Regions from separate parts of the Homo sapiens genome. Here regions 1 and 3 are each linked to region 2. A link is a contact called in ENCODE Hi-C or POLR2A ChIA-PET data. All regions are on one chromosome and are shown on one strand. The core of a region is the stretch at or near the end of the contact, and the rest is flanking DNA. Distances in the headings are between cores, read along the strand shown. Region 1 holds the start of WNT5A (Wnt family member 5A). Region 2 holds the start of CCDC66 (coiled-coil domain containing 66). Region 3 holds the start of HTD2 (hydroxyacyl-thioester dehydratase type 2).

Region 1 (2,700 bases), core at 85-2,584, 1.1 Mb before region 2:
AATAGGAATCGAAGCTTGGAGGACAGATAAGAAAAATTGTTTAGAAAATAAAAACTTATGTTGCAGGAAGAAACGTTAACTTTTCGTAAAAGTGAACTCTCAGTGACCCTCGGAGTGTGTGATTCGGCTTTAACATACAACTGACAATTAAAACAAACAAGAGTTCGCAAACTGGCCCCCGCCTGCTCTCCCAAAGCGGAGGCCCAAGTGTTTTCTAAAGGACAAGGCGGACTCCGCTCAGGGGGCCGGGGAGCGCTGTCCCGGAGTACGGGATTACAGCCACTACCACCACAACTCCCCGCCCCCACCACTGCTGCAAAGTGCCTGAGCTCACCCAGTGGCGGCTAATAATGCTAATAACGCGACCCCGCTCCCCGCGCCGGGGTGCGCGCTGGCCCCCCGCCAGGCACTCTTAAAGGCAAAGGGGCCTGAAGCGCTCGAGTTACTCGGCCAAGGCAAGCCTACAATCTGGCCTCCGTCGGTGCGGGGGGGTGTCGGGGAAGGTGTACGCCGCTCTGGAGTAGTTGGCCCCTAGTTCCTCTGCGGGTTCTCTCAACCAAGGAGTCCCTTTCCCCATCCCGAGCCCCGGCCACACACCGTCCCGGTGCCCGCGCAGTGGGCGCTTGGTAAATATTTGTTGAATTGAATCATTATCCTGTTACTGAAATATACATAGTAAATTACACTCGATGTTCTCAGAGCAAAAGGAAAGTCGTCAGTGAACCGCACTCAGTTTGTCTACTATCGCTCTTCCCCACTTTTTCTCAAAAATCAAAATTGTTTGCAGAACGGGTGGTGCGACCAGAAGTGATCTCCTGGGACACTGAGGCAGTGCGCCCGGCGTGGAGGGCGAAGGGGTAGGGGTTCCTGCCAGCGACGCTGGAGTTCCAGCTTCTTCAGGCGGTTGGGGAAATGGAGGGATAGGAAGAGGCGAAGGGAACTCAGTTAACTTCCAACAGGGGGTGGGGGGAAGTAAAGAAAAAAAGTGGCAGCGCACTGAACACCTACCTTCATGGCGAGGGGGAGGGGGCGCGGGGAGGAAGTCGCCACCCGAGCGAGCGCAGCCGAGGAATCCGAGCGGAGCGACCGGGTTAAGCCTGGGGGGACGGTCAGGAGCAGGGCTGCGGAGTCCTCCGGCGCGCGTCCGGCGGGCGCAGTGAACCGGAGCTGAAGCGGGCACTGGCGCCCGGGCCTGGACTCCCGAGTTGGGGCAGAGCTGGGATGCGCCCAGGAATGGAGGGGGCGCGGACGCGCGCGAGCCGGCAGCAAGGGCAGGGCCTGGTCGGGGCGCAACTAGGGAGCCGCCGGTCCGGCGAGGGCGCGCAGGCAACTGTTCCACGGAGAGGCGCTCCGTTTCCAACGTCCATCAGCGACGGCGGTAATTAGGGCTTTCCAACCCCAAATGTGGGCGTGATTGTGCAAAAGACCTTACGACAAATAATAATAAAAAGAAATTCTTCACAAGAGGGTGAAAAAAATGTACCACTACTCAACTGTGGCCCGGGGCGGGGGAAGGGGGGCGATCTGTGCGCCCAGGTGCCCCCAGTTCATTCACACCACAGATTCTGCAAACTCTTGGCGGCTCACGCCTCCTGATCTCCAGCTCCTCCTCTCTGGGTCTGTAGCCGAAACGTCTGCTTCCAGACGCTGATCCTGCAGCCGCGAGTTAGTGTGGACGTCTCTGTACACACACAGACACACACCCCAACACACACACCCCCGCTGCAGCTTTGGGGCCACAGAACAATCAGGCGCGCATGGCTTTTTCTCCGGGAGATGCCGCTGAAAACGCACAAGTCGCCATCTGAGCTGCAAGAGTCAGCCCCAAATTGTGTCCTTTCATTTTAGGGTTCGGCAAAAACGGGGAGCAAAATAGGTGAAAGTCGCCCCGGAACTTATTGCTGTGCGGTGAGCTGGAGGGGTGCGACTAACCCAGGGGAGACGCGGGCTCCCCCCCCCCACCACGTATCCCGTTCTTTCTCTCTTCGGGTTGATCTCTCTTTTCCCCGTTTTTCCAGGGCGAAGGGCGAAGAGCAGCGAGTGCACCGCGGGCGCGAGGCTGGGGAAGGGCGAGAGCTCGGAGCTCCGCGGCGGCGACTCAGCTCCGGCGGTCCATGGCCGGCGAAGCTGCCCACCTCCTCGTTTGGCGCCCGGGTCCGAGGGGCGGGAGAGCGGGCCGGCGGGAGGCGGGCGGTCCCGGGCACAACGGCGGCGGCGGAAGGGCTCGCTGGGCAGCTGCCGCACGGACCCCGGCTCTGGGCGGCGGAGGCGGCTCCGTGGAGCTCGCAGCAGATTTCCACGCGATCCTGTGCCCCGCAAACAGACTGACCGACCGCGGGGACGCGTCCCCCCCTCCCACCCCCCAGCCCTTCTGGCCAACTGCCTTACTCTCTCCCTCCCTCTCTCCAGACTCCTCTTTCCCCTGGTGTTCTCAGAAGGAAGAAAAAAAAAAAAAGAAAGAAAGAAAGAAAGAAAAAAGTTCTTTAAAGTTTCAGAACTAGGGGCGGCTGGAAAGAGAGAGGGAAGGGGGGGGAAGAAAGAAAAAACTCAACTTTGCTATGCGCATGCGTGGTGAGGCCGGCCTATGACAAACTCTGCAGGATTTTAAAGCCGTACTACGGGCTGGGGTGCCGGGAGGCGGGGTACACTCTCCTTGTCTCCCCTTCTCTAAGTTCCCCATCCCCCGCGGCATCTGCTGAA
Region 2 (2,761 bases), core at 96-2,595:
AACCATAGAATTACCATGTGACCCAGTAATTCCACTCTTAGGTGTATACCAAGAAAATTGAAAATAGGGATTCAAACAGATACTTGTACATCAGTGTTCACTACAGCATTATTCACAATAACTAAAAGATGGAAACAACCCAAATGTCTATTAATGGATGAATGAGTAAACGAATTGTGGTATATATATACATAGAATGGAATACTATTCAATCATAAACAGATATGAAGCTCTGATACATCCTACAACATGGATGCACCTTGAATACATTATGTTACTTGAGAGAAGACACAAAAGGACAAATATTGTATGATTCCACTTTTATGACATGAAGTATCTATAATAGGCAAATTCCTAGAGACAGAAATAAGATTAGAGGTTTCTTAGGATTGAGGGGAGAGGAAAATGGGAAGTTGTTGCTTAATGGGTACAGAATTTTTATTTGGGGGTACTAAAAAGCTTTTGGAAAAATATACTGGCGTATTCCACAACATTGTATCATGGAATTGTCACTTGAAAATGGCTAAAAATAGCAAATTTTAACACACATATTACAACAATAAAAAATAAAAAAGTAAAGGTTTGTCAGGCATTTAATAATTAATACCTTTCATTGTTTTTGTCTGGAAAGAGTGTGTGCAAAGATACTTAACAACCAAATGTAATGTGTGATCCTTGATCGGCTCTTGCATTTTTTTTTTTTTTTTTTGAGACGGAGTCTCACTCTGTCGCCCAAGCTGCTGGAATGCAGTGGCGCGATTGGCTCTTGCTTTCTAAATAAAATGCCTATAAGATATTCTTAGGACAAGTGGGGGAAATTAAATCGGGAAGAGAATTATTATGAAATTAATGATCTTAGGTATAATAATTGTACTGCGGTTATGTAGCAGAACATCTATTCTTAGGAGATACATGCTGCAATGTTAAAGGGTTAAGTGTTACAATGTCTGCAATGTTAAAGGGTTAAGTGTTACAATGTCTGTAACTTACTTGCAAATGGTGACCCCAAAAAGGTGTGTGTGTGTGTGTGTGTGTGTGTGTGTGTGTGTGTGTGTGTGTGTGTGTGTGTGTGTGTCTGTGTACGCGCTTTGGAAGGCTACAATTGCGAGAAGCGCAGGTCTCCGCCACCGAAGCTTTAGACTCATAAGCCGGGTCAGGCCAAATTCCGCTGTGCGTAGGGGAACAAACGGCACAAACGGGGCACAAAAGGGGAACAAACGGCATACGCAACCGTCCCCGCGGGAGCCCCGGCCCAGCTCAGCGCACCCGCCAGCATGCCCCACCCTGATTGGTCCACTTGCTCAGCTCGCCGGCACCCCTATATCCAATTGGCGTAGCGCTTGCTGAGCGGCGGCGGCAACCGACGTACACAAGGGGCTTGAGCGTTCTGTGGAGAGAGTGCGAGGTCAGGCCATGAACTTGGGGTAAGCAGGGGTAAGCTGGGGTAAGCTGGGGTAAGCAAGGTGGTCGTCAGCGGAGAGGGAGGCATGTGTGTCTGGGTTGTCCCTTGGAGTCTTTACTGGAGAACGTTCCCAACCTGCGCCGCCGAGAGGGGCAGAGCCCAGTTCTCGGGTAGAAGATCGAGGCAGATGGGTCGGCCCTTAGCGACTCCACAGACCTTACGTTTTCACTTAATGACTAGCATTAAAACTGCCAGTGATCCCCTTTCGGTCCCTTATTTACCTCAGGATGAGGAGGGAAGAGAGGTGAGGAGGAAAGGAGAGAAATGACGAGACAGTTAGAGGAAGCGTGGCGGCTCCTGGGGAGGACTCCTGGCCCATGCCCCGGGTTCTTCGCCACCTTGTTTTTGGAGTCTTGCAGAATGTTGAAACGCCCAAATTCGTTTTAGGCCCACGAGGCGGGGAACCAGGCTTCTCAAGAAATCGATGTAGTACCAGTGCCTAACACCTAGTAGGCGCTCCTTAAGTAGGGGTGAATAAATAAAAAGGGCTGGTGCATGGTCTTCATCACTCGCAAGTTTGATATTTTGAGAAGATGAGAAGCCACCAAACTCAGACCTAACTACACATCGTTCAGCAAATGTTATTATGTTTTAGAATCTGGGGATATGGAAATAAATAAGATAGTGTGTCCCTTAAGGAGATTACAGTGCAGTGCGTCATTGAAGGTACTTTACCATTGAAGCTCTTTTCTTTCTTGGTGACGTTTCACCAACATAAACACGAACTGTTCATAACCCTACAATAAGGAAAGCCGTAAAACCTATTCTTTCCAGTGTTTTACCTTTAATAGTTAAGGTGAGGTAATTTGATTTCCCCTACCTGAGCAACACCGCAAATTTCGCATTCCTAATCAGACCTTTCCCAGCCTCTCTCTCCCTTGACTGGCTTGCTGGATTTAATTTTCTCTCTCTGAATTATGGACTGTATGTATGGGCTGCCATTTTTGTTCTCAGTGGAGTTTTAGGACCTTAACAGACGTTCAAGTTTTGTTGGCAGTGGCTACTGTTACTTTATGCCTTTGCTTCTGATATGCACGTATAAAGCACCATACTAAATATCACTATGTATTATTTGAAATATTGAAAGTGGTACTCTTTGCTCAAGCAGTTACTAACCTTGATGGCATTGTTAGTAGTCATATCGATGCTCCAGCACTCCATAGAATGTTTTAGTCATGAGTTCATTATGAAACTAATGAATGGCGGTTAAATATATCTTGTTCCTTTAACTTATGTGAGGAGTTTTGGTAACAGCATTATTAAAAAATGGTGGTATGATAACTTAATTTATAGTTTACC
Region 3 (2,925 bases), core at 2-2,501, 1.7 Mb after region 2:
GCTAGATATAATTTTGTAGGCTGGGCGCGGTGGCTCACGTCTGTAATCCCAACACTTTGGGAGGCGAGGTGGGTGGATTGCCTGAAGTCAGGAGTTTGAGACCTGCTTGGCTAACATAGTGAAACCCTGTCTCTACTAAAAATACAAAAATTAGGCCAGGCGCGGTGGCTCACGCCTGTAATCCCAACACTTTGGGAGGCCGAGGTGGACAGATCACGAGGTCAAGAGATTGAGACCATGCTGGCCAACATGGTGAAACCTCGTCTCGACTAAAAATACAAAAATTAGCTGGGCATGGTGGTGCATGCCTGTAGTCCCAGCTACTTGGGAGGCTGAGGCAGAAGAATCACTTGAAGGGAGGCGGAGGGTGCAGTGAGCCAAGATGGCGCCACTGCACTCCAGCCTGGGCGACAGAGCGAGACTCCATCTCAATAAATAAATTATAATATAATGAAAAAAATGTGTAGAATGACTCGGGCGCAGTTGCTCACGTCTGTAATCCCAGCACTTTGGGAGGCCAAGGTGGGCAGATCACTTGAGGCGAGGAGTTCGAGACCAGCCTGGCCAACATGGTGAAACCCCGTCTCTACTAAAAATACAAAAATTAGCCAGGCATGGTGGAGCATACCTGTAGTCCTAGCTACTCAGGAGGCTGAGGTGGGAGAATCGCTTGAGCCCTGGAGGCGGAGGTAGCAGTAAGCCAGATCGCGCCAGTGCACTCCAGCCTGGGCGACAGAGTGAAACTGTCTCAAAAAAACAACGAAAAAATTGTTGAATGAATGAATGAATGCATGAAGAAATGGATAACTATGAAGCACCGTCCAAGGCGGAAAAAACCCGCCCTAAACCGCACCCCAAGCAAATTGCACACACGGCTTTCCCGGAGTGGACACCAGAGGGCGCTGAGCTCGGCCGCTCTCAGCTCCGGATCAGGATTCGCGCCTGGGTCCTTAGGACGACGCCGCGTGGTGACGTCATATCCGCCTGGGCGTCACGCTTCGTGGGGCGGGACGAGGAGAAGCCAAACGTAAAGACACCAGGAGTTTCTCGGGCCCAGCTGTGGCTGCTGCCGGGGAGCCCCAAGCCTTGGCGGGTCCTTGCGGCGAATAGGAGTCTGGTCAGGCGTCAGGCTAGTCCGACGAAGAGTGGGTAGGTGGAAGCCTTCCAAAGAGCGGCGGTTGTCTGGGAGCCGTCTCAGTTGGCCGCGACCCGGGCGCATGCGCGGGGCGGGCGGTGCGCCTTGGGTAGCTTGTCCTCTCCGACCCCGGGCGCTGAGGGCCTCTGTACGGCGCCGCGTAGGGTCTCGGCCGCAGAACGTGGCCGAGAGGCCCGGGCGAGACTTCGGGACCGTGTCCTGAGCGCTCTCCATGCGCCCGGCGCGAGGTGAGCGCTAAATAGTGGTTGTTGAAAAATATTGAAAGCCACCCAAGTGCTCAGCAGTAAGGATATTGAGCTTTTTAAAGTGATTGATTTAGTCCAAAAATTGTACGTCGCACGCCCACTGTGCACGACCCAGTGTTTTAGGGCCTTGGGAAACAGCAGTGAACAAGATAGCAAGATTCTTGGAGTGGACTTTTGTTGGGGTGGGGAGGGGAAGTACAGATAAAGATAAACGAGTTACATAATTGTCATAGAAAAAGGCAAATGCTACGAAGAAGAAAGCAGGGACGGGGCATGGGGGTGGGGTGCGGTGTTAGCCGAGAAGGGCACTGGGCCAACCCGATTGAGATTTGAGCTAAGCCAGGAAGGGGGCAAGGGTGTGAGTCCGGTGGCTGCCTGGAGGAAGATCTTTCCCAGCATGGGGAAAAGCTAGAGCCGAGGCCCAGCGGTGGGAGCGAGACTGGCGCGTGAGAAAGAGCTAGGCTAGGCCTGTGTGGTGGCGGGGATTGAGCGGAGGGAGAATGGCAGGACATGAAGTCAGAGGTGTAGAGGGAGCAGTCCTGCAGGTGAGGCAGAGCCTTGCAGGCTGCTCTAAGGACTTTGGCCTTACTCTGGATAAAACGGGAACCATAGCAAGATTTTGAGCAGAGGAATGATGTAGCTTGAGTAGATGTTAATAGACTCACTGGCCGCCGTAGGGATGGAGAAGCGGGGGAGTAGGGAGAATCAGATTTATTACTAATAGGTCAGATTAGGAGCATCCCTGCGCAGCCACTAAAAAAGGCTGACTCTAGGCCGGGCGCGGTGGCTCATGCCTGTAATCCCAGCACTTTGAGGGGGCCGAGGTCGGCGGATCACTTGACGCCAGGAGTTCGAGACCAGCCTGGGCCAACATGGCGAAACCCCATTTGTACTAAAAATACAAAAGTTAGCTGGGCGTGATGACGTACGCCTGTAATCCCAGCTACTCAGGAGACTGAGGAGCGAGAATTGCTTCGACCCAAAGCACTCCAGCCTGGGCGACAGAGTGAGACTCCATCTCAAAACAAACAACAAGACTGACTTTAAAGATGACGATGACAGTAACTTCGTGAGCCCACATCTGTGGAGAGCCTGGTGAATATATTTAATACCAGTCTGTACAAAATAATTTCCCAGGTATCCTCTCCTTTAATGTCAGAACAGCCTGCAGAGGGCAGTGCTGTCATTTGTAAGTCTTTTTTTTTTTTTTTAATTGCAAAAAATACGTGACATAAAATTTATCGTAAGTAGCATTGAGTACATTCACAACGCTGTGCAGCCATCACCACTGTCCATCTCGTGAATGTTGTGTAAGTCTTCGTTTTACTGGCATCTAAGCCCTGGGTCTAATTTCACTCCCCTATTTTAGGCAGCCAGCTCCATCAAGGCAGTAACACTAAAAAACATTTATGTGCCAAGCAATGAAAGAAACAGATGAGGTTTCTTGTTCTCCCTGCCCTTCTAGTTAGGGGAGACTCTAGTGACTGGGAAAGAAGCATCAGGTAACTATTTCCGCTGTCCTGA

Evidence for each region. A loop is a pair of places that touch in the nucleus more often than their neighbours do. ChIA-PET counts read pairs that join two places held with the same protein, here RNA polymerase II (POLR2A). Pooled maps may share reads with other maps.
Region 1: a loop to region 2 is called in a map of OCI-LY7, with 7 times the contacts of the local background. The contact joins the promoter of WNT5A here to the promoter of CCDC66 in region 2. A Hi-C loop is called at or near these places in 3 of 168 maps with a recorded cell type or tissue (OCI-LY7, chondrocyte and posterior cingulate gyrus) and 5 of 50 pooled maps. POLR2A ChIA-PET finds 5 or more read pairs at or near these places in 1 of 52 experiments (AG04449).
Region 3: a pooled map shows a loop between it and region 2 (7-fold over the local background). The contact joins the promoter of HTD2 here to the promoter of CCDC66 in region 2. A Hi-C loop is called at or near these places in 8 of 50 pooled maps.

The regions. Positions count from the first base shown.
Region 1 is chr3:55,485,972-55,488,671 of GRCh38, forward strand. It overlaps WNT5A (Wnt family member 5A), which reads right to left and starts at 1,335. Exons shown (of 5, transcript NM_003392.7): 1 at 1,009-1,335. The coding sequence starts at 1,014. WNT5A-AS1 (WNT5A antisense RNA 1) reads left to right here and starts at 1,647. Exons shown (of 2, transcript NR_046656.1): 1 at 1,647-1,908; 2 at 2,019-2,337.
Region 2 is chr3:56,555,830-56,558,590 of GRCh38, forward strand. It overlaps CCDC66 (coiled-coil domain containing 66), which reads left to right and starts at 1,346. Exons shown (of 18, transcript NM_001141947.3): 1 at 1,346-1,424. The coding sequence starts at 1,414. RefSeq lists enhancers at 789-1,461, 1,462-2,133, 1,602-1,761.
Region 3 is chr3:58,305,269-58,308,193 of GRCh38, forward strand. It overlaps HTD2 (hydroxyacyl-thioester dehydratase type 2), which reads left to right and starts at 1,252. Exons shown (of 5, transcript NM_001348712.2): 1 at 1,252-1,383. It overlaps RPP14 (ribonuclease P/MRP subunit p14), which reads left to right and starts at 977. Exons shown (of 6, transcript NM_007042.6): 1 at 977-1,149. RefSeq lists enhancers at 763-842, 1,033-1,292, 1,413-1,542.